Regions from separate parts of the Mus musculus genome. Here region 2 is linked to region 1. The links are chromatin loops, found by intact Hi-C in ENCODE. Cell type or tissue: heart. All regions are shown on one strand. Each heading gives the region's core, and the rest is flanking DNA. Links, peaks and the distances in the headings are about the cores only. Region 1 overlaps Gm35988 (a long non-coding RNA gene). Region 2 holds the start of Plac1 (placental specific protein 1).

Evidence for each region. Peaks named below come from ENCODE experiments on the same cell type or tissue, not always from the same donor. Only the 100,000 strongest peaks of a DNase experiment are listed, where the experiment ranks them.
Region 2: it touches region 1 in a loop (2.3-fold over the local background); 4 of 42 quality-filtered maps call a loop at or near these places.

What each region holds. Positions count from the first base shown.
Region 1 is chrX:53,161,898-53,170,232 of GRCm38, forward strand. Gm35988 (a long non-coding RNA gene) reads left to right here. Exons shown (of 4, transcript XR_882310.2): 4 at 1,404-5,831. It also overlaps a transcript of Plac1 not described here. Among named protein-coding and RNA genes, the nearest start is that of Plac1, 52 kb to the left of the region's middle. In heart, for the core only: no CTCF peak of the experiment used is centred there; DNase peaks (open chromatin) are centred at 4,504 and 5,174; H3K27ac peaks cover 3,139 bases.
Region 2 is chrX:53,114,140-53,122,474 of GRCm38, forward strand. It overlaps Plac1 (placental specific protein 1), which reads right to left and starts at 266. Exons shown (of 3, transcript NM_019538.5): 1 at 156-266. All of the region lies in intron 1 of Gm35988 (a long non-coding RNA gene), which reads left to right. In heart, for the core only: no CTCF peak of the experiment used is centred there; a DNase peak (open chromatin) is centred at 4,692.

The DNA of each region.
Region 1 (8,335 bases), core at 330-8,329:
GGTACAAGGGTAGAGATGGAGGAGGTCAGGGCCGTTGAACTCAGCAAAGCCCTTCAGCTTGCTTAGCTGAGTTCAGTGTCAATGAACTCCAGGTTCTGAGTAGATCACCAAATCTCCCTGCCTTCGGTGGCCTGGCATCTCTGAAGCAGTTTGTGTTGACTGTTCTTTTCTGACCCAATGGAACTAAGTCACAGCTTAGTCCCCAGTCCTGCCATGTAAACAAGACAAGGATGTCACAGCTCTTAGCACTTGGGCCAGAAACAGGAGTCCTTTCCATCCTTCCCTGTTGTCTTGGGGCTCTGGCATCCAGACTCCCTTCCCTGTCATTATCACCTGAGGGCATTAGCGCATTTCAAAGTTTGCAAGCTCTGCCCCAGCTCAGGGCTGGCAGTTTCACATCTTTGTGTGAAGCCTGGGGTCTGTGTGCTTAGCAGTTCTCAGCAAGCATAATGACCACCCAGTCTCCTTATTTCTTAGAAATGGATTTAACCCTACAGAAAGACACTCCTACAACAGGCTGAGGTCTGAGTTTGCCAGACCTCCTGGTTTTGCCTACGATAGCCCAAAGTTAAAAGTTGTTTTGCCAAGTGCTTTCCATCCTGGTGAACTGAAAAGCAGCGAAACAGCATAGAATGACAAGAGTGTTTAAGGAAAATAAAAGGTAACAGAGATCAGTGTGACATGTAGCACTTTGGCCAGAAAAATCAATTATACAAACAGTATAGCAGAAAACTGGTTTAGCGATAGACAAGTAAAAGAAAAAGATGTGGGGGTAGGGATTAGGGAGGTCTCTGGTGTATGTCAATACATAATGTAGCCAGTGGAGCAGAAAGCAAAAGTGGTTTCAGAATAAAAGCGGTCTGCCCTGACTTCAGATAGTAAACAAAACTGGGTTGAGTCACTAGGTCGAATTTAGAGCATAACCAACGTATGAGTAAGAGTGATGTAGCTTGCAGTAGGAGTCATGGTTATGCCTTATCTGCCTTCTTATCAGACTATGAACCTGTTTGTTATATCCACTGCTATATCCTCCACATGTAATACAGTGCTTACCAAAGAGTATAGGCTCAATAAATGGAACAGAATTTCCTGAATACATGAAAAGAAAAGCTTACTCAGTTGGAACATTCAAACTTATGCAATCCTTTCCAATAGAGGCGATCCTACAATTGAAGGGGCACAAGGACAGGACGGACAGTCATGTGTTGAGGTGACTTCAGAGTGCAGGTTCAAGAATCACTGAAGATCTTGAGGACATATCCCTCCGACTTATACTATATGATCACTATGGAGAACAGAGGGGTAGACAGGGAGTGTCTAGGTTGCCCCAGGACCTTAACTGACAAGGTTTGCAGAGGCATCAGAGTCCCAAGTTCTCACTTATGCTTCCCTTCTATTTACAGGTCACATGGTGTCTTTGGAGCAGCTGCCGTGGCTGTACTAAAGCCAGTCAGTACTCAGTACTCTTGCTCAGTTATAGGTTGGTGCTACTTGCCAGACCAGCTACTTAACTAAATCCCTATACTCCCAACAATACAGCCTTCCTAAATGAAAACCTCAAGGGGAAAAGTCATGATTGTGAGGAAGGGAAGAAACTCATTCATAAGTTCTTCACTTGGGACAAACAAACAAACGATTCATGTTATAGCAGCAAACAGCCAAGGGGCTAGTTGCTGGTTGTGCTGAAGTAGCTGCTGTAGAGTGCTCTGTAACAAGCAACTGCCGGGAATGAGGATGGAGGCCAGACTTGAGACTTCAGAGACTGAAGCTGGTGTGCTGTTCCTCATTAGTAGATGTAGAACTGCTCTGCTTTGTCTCCCCATCCTCCCACCCCGTGCCCTGGAGTCTTATCATTTTGGAGGCTCCTTCAGCTATACTCTGGTTTTCCGAGGGCCACAGTGAGAGCCACAGTCTTTGTGTAAGCCTTGAAAGGGTCTCACCATGTCTGTCTGTTTAAGTTGAAACCACCTTTTTGGGGAATCCTCTCTGTGCTGACCACGGAAAAGGTGTGTGAGTGAGTCTCTGTGGGGCAACTTTTTTTTTTTTAAGAGAGAAAGAAAAAATAAGAGTAAGGGAAGGGAGAGATGAAGGAAGGGGGATGGTGGGAACGAAAAGGTCAGTACATTTTTGTGACTAGAGTGAGAAAGAAAATTATCCATCCTTCTGTGGCCACTTTTTTTTTTCCAGCTAAAAATTTTGTCGTATAGTTGGGTAGGGTAGCTCACCTCTATATTCCTAGCACTCAGGAGGCTGAGGAAGGAGAAGTGTCATGAGTTTGAGGGCAGCCTGGGCTACAGGGTGAGTTCCAGGCTAGCTGGGCTACAGAGTGAGACACTAGTTGAACACCAAAGGGGGCCAGTGAGATAGCTTAGTACATGAAAGCATTTGCCAGCAAGCCTGATGACCTAAATTTGATCTCTGGGATCCACGAGGTAGAAAGAAGGAACCAACCCTTACACATTATGCTCTGACCACCATAGTGTGTGCCATGGCACACACCCAAGTACTACCCTCACCCAATAAATAGAATCCAAACAAGCAACCAAACAACAAACAGAGCACAATAAGGTTCACTACCTTCATGTGAAGCATCATTGTAGGTCCCCAAATTAAACATTGCAAAGGGAGTTTAGTGGACCAACTGATCCCAAACAAGAGTGGCATAGAATGCAGAGCCCACCCTGGCTTCTAAATTCTCTCCTCTAAGGTAGCCTTCCTAGCAGAGGAAAGACATTCACTGATAGTGTCAAATTATTAGTCAGATTTTGGATGGTAGAGCTTGACACTATTTATCCAATTAAATTTGCATACACTACCTTTTGCTATGCATGTGTGGAGGGAAGAATATCTTAATTCCACAATGAGAACCCAGAGAGAATCAATCAAACAGACTTGGGTCCTGTGAACCAGTCACCCAATGTTCTTCATTTGTCTCTATTTCCCTATTAATGAGGAGAAAATGTCACTATAATCCAATGCAGGGTCTGGGAACATTGTCCATACAATCTCTAACTCTCCTAGAGATGAAAGGAAAATGATGAATAGGTGACTTCTATCCTTTACTTTTATGGAGCTACACATCTGTTGGGTATGATTTCAACTCCTCGTGGAATGAAACACAAGACATTTTTGCCTTAGACATCAAAATCTTGGTCCAATATCTGACTTGAGAGCCACTTACAATATAGACCTTTTGTGACGTTTCACAAATTTAATGGCCATGGGAAGACCCTAAAGTAACCCAAAGGGACAATATTCCCCCAGTGATTCTATCTTTGGGATAAAATGTATAAAATATTCTAAATATTCAAAAATCTATTTCTTAGCCTCAGGCTTCAGAGCCTCTTGGGAAATTTGAAACAGACCTAAGGGGCTACTATTTATCTTTGCCAAGCCTAGTAAACATAATCCATAATGTTATTCAAGAATGCAATGGAATAATATACATACAGGTAACATTACACAAATTGAACAGATTGTATGTATACACATACAATATATACATGTATATATGCATATAAACATAACACAAAGAAAAAAGGTCATGAATCCGAGAGAGAGAGAGAGAGTGAGAGAGGGTAGAGGATACATTGGAGGAATTTGAGAGCAGAAGAGAAGGGAAATGATCTAATTATAATTTTCAAAAATTTGTATTAAAAACGAATGCCATGGAAGGTTGGAAAGTGAGTGATGGTAGTGTGTGTCTCTCACAAACCCCAACAAGAAAACCACACAGGCAAAAAGGAAGGCCAAAGTGAGAAGGACCTCAAGACAAACCAGACTTGCTTCTTCCAGCACTCATCCCATAACCTCAATTGCATCCGCCGCGACCCACAAGCTTGTGTGGCCCACAGAAATGGGTAATTCAGAGCTACAAAAAAACATAAAAGTGGCCGCCTCTCAGCCAGCGACTGACTGGGTTCAACCCTTGCCTACTGCTTCTATTGGTTTTGCCTAGATGTGCCTAGGACAGACCCCACTGAATGCTTTGGTTATAGAAGGAACTATTTGGTTGCATTGGAGAAAAAACAGATGATGACTTCCTGCATTGGCTTCTCATACTCTTCTCTTTCTGTTTTTACTGCTAGAAACATGAACACGACAGAATTTCCAGCATAATAGAAAAAAAAAAGATCTGGGCAAAAACTCTGCTCCCAAGACCCACTGGACAGGGTTTTGTGTATATTTGAGGGGGATGCAGGGATCAGGTAAAGAATGTTTGTTGTCCTCGTTTTTTTAGCCCAGGAACTTCAGACAAACCCTAATAATGTCTTAGGCCTCCATCATCAACAACCTAGAATGTGGAGAACTGTAGTGGGGATGTGTCTGAGGCAGGGGTCCTCAGACCTCACCGAGGAACACAACAATCCATCCCTGAGAACCAGGATCAGCAGGCTTTGTCCTGAGCCCATGGGTAGCCCTATTGTTTCTGTTCACAGCTGAGCTGGCTCTGATTCAAGAAGGAGAAGGTAAGGAAATCCCATCTGCGCTGCCGCCTGGCCCCTTCCGCCTTTCCTGTGCTGGAATTCTAGACAAAGCAAGTCCAAGACAGAAGCTGGTGAAGTTCACTCGTCTCCCAATGGGGCCTCCTGAAACATCTTGTTTCTCTCTGACCAGGATACAAATAAAAGTGGCCTTTTCCGTCCTGCCCGTCTGTATCCTCAAAAGAGGGAAGTGCAGTAGGCAACTGATACAGAAGCTCTGAGTTTATGAGATTCCTTCTGGGGCTGGAGGAAGAGTGTAAATTCCCAGGTTGACAAGATCACCACATGGTGCTCGAGTGTGACGCTAGTCTGGCCTCCTCGCCATGCTTCAGCCAAAGGTACAACACAGACTAGGTTAACTCGGGAACAAAAGAGGCTTTCTTTGGCAGAGTGACCTTCCATAAGTCACTTAACCCTTCCCTGCTTCTTGCTGCCGTGTGACTGAAGCCATAAATTATTACTTGCGCACGTTCGGCTGCTCAATGGAAAGTAAAGAAAAAGGGGTGAATTTGTACCGTCACTCTACTGAGGAAACTTTGTCCATTCAAAGCCAGGTTACAGAGTGGCCTTTATTTTAATTAAAAAGCATCTGGAAATGGAAAAGCCTGTTTGGCTCAGGGCCTCCTCCTTGGAGAAGAACGGAGGCATGTCATCTGGCTGGGCCTTCTCCTGGCTGTCTCAGTGGGAGCTGGAGAGGGAGCTGCTGAGGCTTTAGCACATTTTTTGTGACAGGAACAGATAAGCCTCACCGAATGTCCTGCTCCCTTGGCTGCTGTTAGGAGCCTTCTCTAACACACCATCCTCAGCTAAACCCTGCAACAGCAGGCATCCTCCACAGTGGATCTGCTACCCTGGCTCTGAGGGAAGTGGGGGAGGCTAGCTTGAAGCTTATATCCTCCAAGATATGGTCGAGCAACCCAGTGCTGGGGTATGTTTCTGCATCCTCCTTTACCCAGTGCTGACAGCAAAAGTATTTCTAGATAGCCTCCTGTGCCTGGGTTTTTGTGTAGGCAGTAGGCTCCAAGCCCTGCTTTTCACAGAGCCCGGGATGACTGGCCAGAATGGAATGTTCCTCAGATGGGGAGACACAAAACCTGTCTCAACCCTGATTATGCCTTCAAAGAGGTCCTTTGTCTTGTCTGGGCTTTGGTGTCTATATTGGGAAAAATATAGCTGTGGGTCCTAAACAGAGCTGATAACAGAATCTACTGCACAGAAAAGTGGGTAAGAGGATGGATAGCCTAGGTATAAATTCTACACTCCACTACTTTCTATGTGGGTAACCTTAGGCCAAATGACTAAACCTCCGTGTCTGTTTCCTCACCAGTAAATCATGTTTATAACATTCAATTGTGTGTGTGTCTGTCTGTGTGTGCACGCATGCGTGCGCACATACACTAAGCCACAGCATGTACAACTTGCTGAAGTTGTTTCTCTCCTTTCACTATGTGGTCCTGGGGATTGAACTCAAGCTGCTAGACTTGGCAGCAGGCACCTTCCTTCATCTGCTAAGTCATCTCAACAGCCTGAAATAGGAATATTTAAATTCAAATACTTAATTAAAACAAAAACTGAAGGCAAAACAGGCAGGAACAGTTACTGCTACATATCACTACAAAGTGTGATTGTGATTTGGGGACCCTGCCCCAGGATATCTTGATTTCATAGATATGGAAGGAGCCTTCATAATGAGAAGCTTTAAACTGTTTCTTCTTTCTATAACCTCTTGAAAGTACCAAGAGGCTAGAACCATTAAGATGGATGATCATGTTTCTAGAGAGTTTTTTAATGTATATAAAAACACATACACATATGTGTGGACAGATGACCTAAGAATGATGGCAGTAGTTTGAGTAACAAAGACTTTTTACAAAAAGTCCTTTAAATGATTCTAATGCCTAGTTACTAGGTGGTCCTTCCTATATAGCTGGGAAAGATGTTTATTCACTCCACAAATATTAACCAAGAAACCATTGTGAGCCAGGCACTGTGCTGTTGGGGACACAAGAGTGAATAGTCAGATATGAGATATTGAAGAAGCAGCCATACACATATGGAGTTAGCTAAACAAATATCTAGTGTAATTCCAGTGAGGAATAAATGATCAGAAGAAAGGAAACGGAAAAAAGGTGTCTCTCAGGATCCTACCTCTGTGAGGGTAATCAAGGAAGCCTCTTGGAAGATACAACAGTAGCTTTGAAAATCCACATTATCACCTAGGATAAAGATACTGAGAGAATTGGCTCAGTAGTCAAGAGCACTTGTTGCTCTTGTAGAGTGCCTGGGTTCAATTCACAGCACCCATACAGGGGCTTACAACAGTCTAGAACTTTAGTCCCAAGAGATCTGATACCCGCTTCTGACACATGACATACATATAGGCAAAACACCCTCCTGTTCCACAGCTGCTCTCCCCACCTAGACACTCACCACAGCACTTCCTCCCACACACAGCAGCCAACATGAACTCTCATGATTCATACCAGATTATGTCACTGCCCTGTCAAATGTTTCCCCATCACACAGAGAATATAACACACCCCCTTCCATGGTCACAATTCTTCCTTGTGCCCTGTTTCTTAGTAACACTTCCAAACTCGTTCCCTTTGCCTCTTCTGACTTTGTATCTGTGACAAAATACCCGAGAGAAACAAGTTAATGGGAAAAAGGGTTGTTTCCTGCTTTGAGGTTTCAAGGCCAGCCTTTCAGAAAGCCATTCTAGTTTCCATGTTGCTTCTCAAATATGCCAGGGACAATCTTTTTCTAAAGTCATTGTTCTTGTGCTTCCCTCTGTCTTTAACATGTCTCCCCAACCTCTTCAGGTCTTGCTTTAGTGCTTCAGTACTCTAGGATATGGGATTGTTTTTACGTTGTGCCTTGAATGTGCTGTCAAAAGAAGCTTCCTTGGCAAGAGTGACTGGAGACAGTAGAATGAGTGAAGAACTTACCAAACAGGCAAGAAGACCTGACTTTTGATCCCCGGCATCTTTGTAACAAATTGGGTGTGGCAATGTGTGACTGTAACCCCAGCACAGGTGATATAGAGTCAAGAAGGTTCCTAAGGCTCGTTGGCCAACTAGTCTAGTTGAATCAGTGAGCTCTAGGTTCAGTGACAGATCCTGTCTCAAACAGAAAGGTGGAGAGTAGTTAAGAAAGACACCTCACAATGGCCTCTGGCTTCCATGTGTGGCTATGCATGAATGCACATACAAATGCAGACACAGACACACAGACACACAGACACACAGACACACAGACACACACACATACACACATACAGACACACACACACACACACACACACACACACACACACACACAGACACACACAGGCACAGAGCAGCTCCTAGAGTTTTCAATCTGATCTTTCCTGGTCTCACCACTTCCTCACTGATCTTATATGTTTTTGCTCTTTATTAACTGTCTCTTTATAATCTAATACAAGTTCTGTGAGCTCTATGCTTTGCACTGTTCTCCCCTGTGAAATCAGCACCCATAATGCCCTCAGCGTCTAGGTGGAAATGGTGGATTGGCTGATGTTCCTTGGAAAGATCTGTCCTCCTTTTCCCCTCCTGCCAGTTTTTGTCCTCTTTCCAAATAGTCCCCTTTCTACTTTCATAATTTAAAGGGAAATCTAAATTGCATATATGAAAACCATATGCAACATTTGGCTTTCTGAGTCTCAAGTATTTCACTTAACACAATCCCCATTGTCCTGCAAATCACATGATCTCATTCTCCTTTATAGCTCACTAACACTTTATTTTGTACATATATCACATTTTCTTTATCTATTATTTAAAAAAGAACACACCTGCCTTCATGCCTTAGTCATGTATGGGTAACCTTTT
Region 2 (8,335 bases), core at 248-8,247, 48 kb before region 1:
GTAGCAAGGAACCAGACTAGTCCCCTCTCCCCATCTCCTTTCTTCCCCTCTCCTTTCTCTCTTCTCCTTCTCCCCAGGCTACTTTTTTTATTGCTCTATGTTGATTGTCCCCAAAACACGCCCCACCCCCATTGAAACAAGAAGTTGTTACTCACTTAAAAAAAGAAATCTTGGGCTGAGAATTCTGTTAGTTCTGTTCTCTCCGTGTGGAGCACGAGGGAAGGGGTAGCGAGAAGATGAGGCAGGTCCCTTAGCCTTCAATCTTCGATTCCTGAACTCTCCAGTTCTATATATGCCTTCCAGGAGTATGCTCGCCCTCTCCTTTTTCCCGCCCCCTTTCCCAACTCTCAAGCTGCAAAGCGAACCTGTGGCGCCCAAATGCACCAGGTGTCTCCAACCTCCTAATTGAGCAAGGCAGGCTCCCTCTTAGCCAAGAGTCTTGAAATATTTATTCAAATTTTGGACTCACTGGATTAATGCCTTAAGCTGGTGAGCAATCCCACTGGAGGTCAATGTGCCTGTCCTAAAGTTGTCCAATGTCTGTGTGGGATTCGGACCTGAACATTGATAACATCACTCCAGGTTGCGAATCCCCAGAGTGCACCCTGGAGAGAGAAGCCAGCTGACATTGTTTGCAGATCGCTCACCGTAATGATTCAAGGTGGGCTCAGAACTGCAACTGCCTTGAGATAAAGCAGACCAGCTCCAGTTCACCCCTGGGGGGGAAGGCCTCTGAGCAGGCAGGCGATTGTGCAAAGCCCCTTCAGTCAGGGGAGACATCGGCTCCTCTCTGCCTTGGTCTCTACCAGTTGGCAGATGGAGCCCTGTGCAAATGCTGGCCAGACCAAAATGGTGCCGAGTCAAGCCACGAGATTGTTTAGAAAGAAAGAAAGGAAACATCTGCAAATGTTGCCTTGGTGCAGCGCAGGGACAGCCTGCTGCTTTTCCTCACAGGCCCACAGTGGGCTAGCTCCTGACTGATCAGAAAGGTTCCCCTGAAACAAATGCATCTGAAAGATATTTTCCATCCCCCCACAGGAAATTCTTGTGTTTAGTCATCCTTACTACATGGGCTGAGTCAGCATGCTGGGCTTTAACCAGAGCTGCTTTCCAATGGTAAGTTAAAAAGACCAGTTAGTTAAGTGAGGAGTACTTTGGCTGAAACGCTTTGACAGCCGGAGCTCCCAAATCGGACGGATAAACTAGAGGAATTGCAATTTGGGCACTGCTCAATACCTTTCCAGTCCTTCTGGGTGGGCCTCAATTACTTTTTAGTATGTTTGTGCTACAGAGCATTCCAAAATGAGTAGAGACCGCGGTCTGTGTACCTTTAAGAGACCACTCTGGTGCTGCGGTATGATCTTTGGCTTAGTCTTTAAATCCTGGCTTTGTCAATAATTTGCTATAGGACGATAGGGCAATTGTCCCCTCTCTCCAGGTTTTAGATTCACATCTTTAAATCGGAGGCTAGGATAAGATCATTTCTAAAGGTTCTTCCTGCTCTGGTGGCCATCTGTGTGGGGCAGATGGCTAGCTACTCTTTCCCCTAGTTTACCTAGGAAACCGCTGCAGAACCGGTTTTGGGAATCTCCCTCAGCATTTTTCCCACCTGTGTTGAAACATCTTCCCTGGGTCTGACCATGGTCTTTTTTTCTTTCCAACTTCCCTAGACAGGGAGAACCCCCAGGGAACGTTCTTTTCTAGAAACTACTTCTGCAACTAAGAGTTTCAAGCCTGCATTCTGTTAAATCCTCTGCAAATGTGGGAGACAATTACTTATGGCTCAGGTTTCAATGGCCACACTTTCTCCCCTCATCTGAGAGAATTTTCTGTTCTTTTGGTCACTGGCAGTGACTCACAGACTTAATGTCAGCTCACAGGGAAAAGGAAACTCGCGTATTCCAGAAGCACACACACGCTGTCTGCGACCACAGAGTTGTCCAAGGCCACTGAGACTCTTAAAAGGGGCACAGAGCTGTGTAATGTAACCTTACAAATTCTGCTGTCCATCTCTGGACACAGGAGGCCAAGGGTCAAAATAAGAAGACACTGTTGGAACATTACTGGATGCACATCACACAATGTTGTAAGCTCATCACTCGCTCCTCTGATATTTAACCCCACTACTCTACTGTGCTATGACTACTTCCTATTTTACAGACTTGGAAACTGAGGGGTATAGGGTGGTAGATGAACTTCCTCTAGGTGAAACAGGTAGTAAACGGAGGAGCTGGAGTCACGGTCTAGAGCAGCTGACTCCTGGATGTGTGCTGTCACCTAACTCTGCCTCTGAGCAGGTCTGGTTTGAGTGAAGATGGTACTGACGAGGTTCTCTGCCCCACCTGCCTCTCTTGTCCAGATCTGGTGCCTACCTTTATTTCTATGGTATTCTAGACCCCTTCCACAGAGAAGAAAAAAAAAAAAGCCTTCCCCCTGCTGATCTGCAATGTGTTCACTTTATGGTCCAGGAATGAGTCGTGTTTTCCTATTAAAAGGGAAACACAGAAAAAGGACATTATATAAAATAGCTTTCCCTGGAGCTAAGAAACTATTGAAAACTTAGCTACATCCCTCTTTGATGGTAAGTCTATTAGATTAGTCAAACGTCAGAGTTTAGGGAGAATTGATAACTTGTGTAGCGCTTCTCAGGATGGATGAGGGAACTGAAGCTGAGACAGTGGTCCAGTTACCAGATACCGGATACCCCGGCCAATAATCTGCCTCCATCGTTTCTCTGTATTCCAAAGAAAGCAGGAAACGAAAATTTACAGCTAGCTCAAAGCAAGGAGAGGAAGAAGTTAATTTCTACTCTGCCTGTGGCAGTCTTTCAATTCTTAGACACTCATGAAGTAAAGGCCAGAAGACAATCATTTCAGCTGTGAGATGGCTTTAAGGGGTCCTTTTCTGGGGGAAGGGTGCCCTGGCCTCCAGTTGCTCCAATTGTTTGTTCTCTACATGGAGTCATCGCTACAGCTACTGTATCAGAGACTGTGGGTTGAGAGGGCCCTTGAAAGATGGGGAAAGGGAGGGAAATGATAGGGTTGGATACTTGGTAATTCCCTCACAAGTTAACCTTACTTACAAGGGAATCTGGGAGAAAGACTTCCCTGTATAAGAGCCGCACTTTCCAGTAGGCTGTTCCTGAGGTCATACATAAGAGAGAGGCAGAAACATACATGGGCTTTCAAATGTAGTGACAGAGCAAACCAACTTGTCTGTGCATCTGTGTACCATATGTATGCTGTGCCCTCAAAAGCCAGAGGAGCATATTGGATCCTCTGGAACTGGAGTTAGGCACCATATGGGTACTGGGAATTGAACTCAGGTCCTCTGGAAGAACAGTCAGTGCTCTTACTCTCTGAGTCATCTCTCCAGGCCTCTTAGGCTTGGGTTTGGTTTGGTTTGGTTTTCACAGCAGGACAGCTTACCTAATGGATCACACCCAACCACACAAATGATTGGGGAAAGCCACCTCCATTTAAAGGCAGGACAGAAAAAATTGGCCTGATGACTGTGATCGAAAGCTTACTTGATGAAAGCTGAGGAGAGCCGTCTTCCTTTTTAATTTTGAGCATGCAGATGTCATTGAAATACTTTCAAGCCAAAGGCTCATAAAATATTACTTTAAAATAAAATTGATAGCAGTATAATTTTTCACTAATCCCAATATAGAAGGCAATATGGAAAAGCTAAAAGACAGATCCGGGGCTTTGTTTAAGTTAAAGCCTTCCAAGAACTGGCCTGAAGGCACAGTAGCTTAATGGCTGTTTTCAAAGAAAACTAGCAGATCATTCACTCTCTAGTGTCAACCCGAATGTATTTTCCAGTCTCTTCCTTCTAAGTGCCAAACAAAAGTGCCAGAGTACAAAACTAAAAGGTACCCAATTGAAGAGCCTGCCTGATATGCCTGCTCAGTGAGCTGATACATGCAGAAAACCTTATTAAGTGCCATAGCACTCAGCCAAAATGATAGGAGGACTTGAATGTATCATTTAAACAGCCATGCTGTATTTTGGGGCTGAGTCTATCACTGCCTACCAACTTTCCCATGTTGAAAGAAAGTCAACCACATATCCTCTTAGAAGGAAATGAACTTCCTCTTTGCTTTATAGGATGGTTGAAGTCTGACTACCTTTCATAACCAGCCAGCCTTTTAATTCATCTGGGGTTGCAGCTAAGTTCCCAAACCATGGGAGCAGTCTAGTTTAGGAGACAAGACCAAGGTGAGAGAAAGATAGAGGTATTTGTGGGTGGGGGTATGATACACTGGATTGCCTTGGAAGAATTTTCTAGGTAGTCAGTACTTCTAAGCTCAAAAAAAAAAAAAATCTGCTTTTGTAGTGTTAGGGGATGACATTTCACTGCAAAAATAAATGATTTGCTCATTACCATTTCATGGTTGCTGGCAACCACCCTCCTCTGCTTTCTAACAATTTCCATTTTAGGCACTGACAAACCCTTCAAAGCGATTCAGCCAAATATCCACCCAAGGTTGCATATTTGGCAGTTTCACAGGGAGAAATCTGGGGCCTCTGGGTGAAAAAAAATTGCCAAGAGGGCTCCCTCCTTTGTTAATTGTTAACAAACAGATTGCCATGAACAGTCACAGGGGCTCCATGGGCAGCTACGTGGGAAAGAAAGGAAAAAACAAAAACAAAAACGGAAGTTGTTGGCAGCGGCTGCTTCCTTGGCTCCTGTTCTTGCTCTTGGTCTCCACTGTTGCCTGTATTTTTCCCGAAGTTGGGTGCTGCCTCAACTGATAACTTAAGCAATGCAGGGCCGGCTCTCAGCAGGCAAGCATCCCTCGCAAATACAATGCTATGAGTGGGAGTAGGAATCACAGAGGAACAAGAGTCTCTGAGGCTGTAGGCTTTCTGAGTTTGTTGGAAGCTAATCTTAGCCAACTGGCTGAAGCTACAAGCAGGCGTTCACCATGAATCCTCTCTGGGAAACAGCCAAGTTGACTTCTGGAACCGACTTGGGACCGTGGCCTCTGAGGAACCACAAAGCCCAGAACACTTTGGTTTGCCAGTAAAAAGGTAGAACCTCCTTCCTGCTTGACCTGTAGCTTCAACAGCCATGCTCCCAGACAGTTCACATCCATATTCTCCTTAGTCTTAGATGCTGGAATGAACAATCCCCTTCTTGTCATCCAAAATTCATCTATCCTGAGCCTCCAGCTCAGGCCCTACCTATTAATGTTCTTTCTGCAAGACCTATCCTTCCTTCCTTCCATCTATCTTTCCTTTCTTCCCTCCTTCCTTTCATTCATTCTTTCTTTCTCTTTCTCCTCCTTGTCCTTCCTTCTTCCTCCTCCTCCTCCTCCTCCTCCTCCTCCTCCTCTTCCTCTTCCTCTTCCTCTTCCTCTTCCTCTTCTTCTTCTTCTTCTTTCTCCTCCTCCTCCTCCTTTTTGTTTAACTCATAGGCCTCTCTGCCTTTAGTAATTAAAGCCAGCTGTCCACATCCATGGGTTCTGCATCTATGGCTTCAGACAACTGAAGATTGCAAGTGTTTTCTAAAAAGTTGCATCTGTGCTGAACATGTCCAGCCACCCCACCCCTGCTCCTCACTGCCTAAATAATATAATACAACAACTATTCATATGCAATTTACAGTGAATTAGGCATCATAAATAATCTGGAGATTATGTAAAGTACCCAGATGATGTGAAGGTTATATACAATAACTATAACATTTTATACAAGAGATTTCAACATGTAATCATGGGGGCATTGTGGAACCAATCCCCAGCAGATGACAGTGCGTATTTGTGTGATTGCTTTCCAGTCAGCTCTCCTATGAGGCTTACTGCACAGGAATGCTTTTTTTTTTATTCAATACTGTACGGCTTGTTCCTACCACAGTGCCTGTCACACAGGAGATTCTCCATAAATATTTGTTACGTGAGAGAGTAAGATGCTAGTACCATTCTTTGGAAATTTAAAGCCAGCCTATTGTTTCTACTTGTAGGTTCGGTCTCCAAAAGCTTTTTGTGTTTGACCCTTCTGTATCCCGTCTGGGATAGGCAGTTGATCCCAACTGTCTCCAACCTCAGTCACTCCTGGTCCTCCCTTCTCATTTGGTTCATGATGCCCATGATCTAGGCATCAGCACCAGAAAGCTTTACTGGGTAGAGGCCATCGCTGTTAAGGATATGCCAAGGAGTGGCTTTAACTGCAACATTCTGAGGTATCATCACTTGGAGGGCCACATTATTATATTTAATACTCAAATCTTCCCTTCTCTTTGGGGGCTATTATTTAAAAAGTTAGTTGGATTCCCTGCCTAAACAATATTGGCAGCCTTCTCAACAACAAAGAAAGCCAAGTTGCTGTTATAGCTGAAAATTGCCCTAATTTCAGTTTGTCAGCTTTCCTTCAGGAACCCCTCAAAAAGCTGTCTGCACTATTAAATGACAGCCATAGCCATCCAGCTGCTCAGAATGTCAGCAGAGGTCCTTTGCCCTAAAATGAAGTAATGAAGAGGGATGAGGTAGCAGATCGCCAGCAATTGAGAACGGCTCCCAAAGGGTTACCACACCTTCTGTTCTCTCTTCTTGTCATTAGTTTCAACGAAACTGGCATGTGGTGGGAAGGAAGATAGGAAGGGCCTCCTGCTTTTAGATTACGTTTCGGAATGGTGATAAACCCAGCTATTTCTACTATTCCTTCATATTACCAAAGAGGGTTTTCCCTATCCTCAATTAAAAAAAAATCCATTATGAAGCCCCCCCCACTAAAGTTTACTAGTATTTAAAACATTTTGAAGCTGAGTGATGCTAGCCCATACCTTTAGTCCCAGCAGAAGCAGGCAAATCTCTGTGAGTTCTAGGCCAGCCTGGCCAGAGTGACTTCCAGGACAGCCAGGACTACACAGAGACACCCTGTTTTCCTGTTTTGAAAAAAACCAAAAACAAAGACAGAAAGCTTCCTCCCTCTTTCTCTAGGACTGGGTCCTAGAAGCAGGTAGCCAAGGTTGGCCTCAAGCCCACTGTATAGAAGAGAATGACTTTGAAATTCTGACTTCCTGCTTCCAGCGTTTGAGTGCTAGCATGCATGATTTTATACAATCTGGACATTTAACCCAGGGCTTCCTGCATGGTAGGCAAGTACTCTACTAGTTAAGTTACATTTCCCATCCTTAAGTTAGGTTTCAGCCTAGATATGTCACTTCTGGGGCTTGGTCCTACATACGTATCACCTCACAACCCCAAGATGTGCATCTCAGGTGCTCACCAAAACAGTATTGGTAAAATGGTGCAACCCTAGAATGGGATTCTTAGCAGATACACAAAGTGCAAGATCTATTTGTGTTGTTTTGGGAAGTTCTCTGCATTGTAAATGATGAAGGCCAAGCCAGACATGGTAAGATATCATACCCTTTTTGCTGCCTGTCATTTCTTCTTTGCAGGTATTTCTCAGAATCTTTCCTTTTCATTCCTTTCATGGATTCAGCCTCCAAATGGGCTCCTTGGTTACAGGGCATCTATTTTCCCGTTCACCTTTCCTCCAACCAGAAAGAGCACTGTAAAATCTTACCTTCATCAAGTCTCGCTTCTTTTGGAGGAAGTGTGCTAACTAAGTTGCCACACCAATGGAGGCAGGCAGGCTAAGGGAGTGTGTTTAAGAATGAAAGGAAATCTGGATGTGTGGAGGAGCTTGATTGGTTACTATTTCTCTTAGGACAAATGACTCAATCTTCCTGAGCCTGTTTCCTCCTCCGAAAAGAAGGTGTTGTGCCTTTGTCACTACCATAGGAAGAAAAACTAAGGACGGAAGGATGAGATGGGAAAAACAAAAACAAAAACAATGTATAGAACTCACTCAGCACAGTGCCTGACACACAGAAAGAACTGAAGAAATGATAGCTGCTATTAACATTATTATTATTACTGTTGATAGTCTAGAAATCAATTTATTGGAAATTCTTTGTAACTTTATAATGCCCTTTGGAAGGAGAGTTTTGTATTTTTTACATGTTTACTGCATATTTAGTACCATCTATGAACACTAATCTTACCCCTTTTTGTCTGTTTCTTCCTAATTTGCATTACAAGACCTGTCCTTCTCTTTTGCATCCAAAATGTAGTTGAAGTGTCTACATCCCCTGGGGCCATGACCTTTAAGGAGTCTCTCTAAGCACTTTGATCATATGGCATCCTTTCCATGCCTTCTGTCTGCTCTAACTATTTTGCTTTAATCTGTCTTGTCTGGCCTTGTTAGACAGCTTCACAGCATCCTCAGCCCTTCCCAGACTTCATCAAGACTTCTCTGTGGGGCTGCCTGCTTTGTGTTTCTCTTCTTTTGGATCAGGTAGTTCTTTTATTCCATGGATC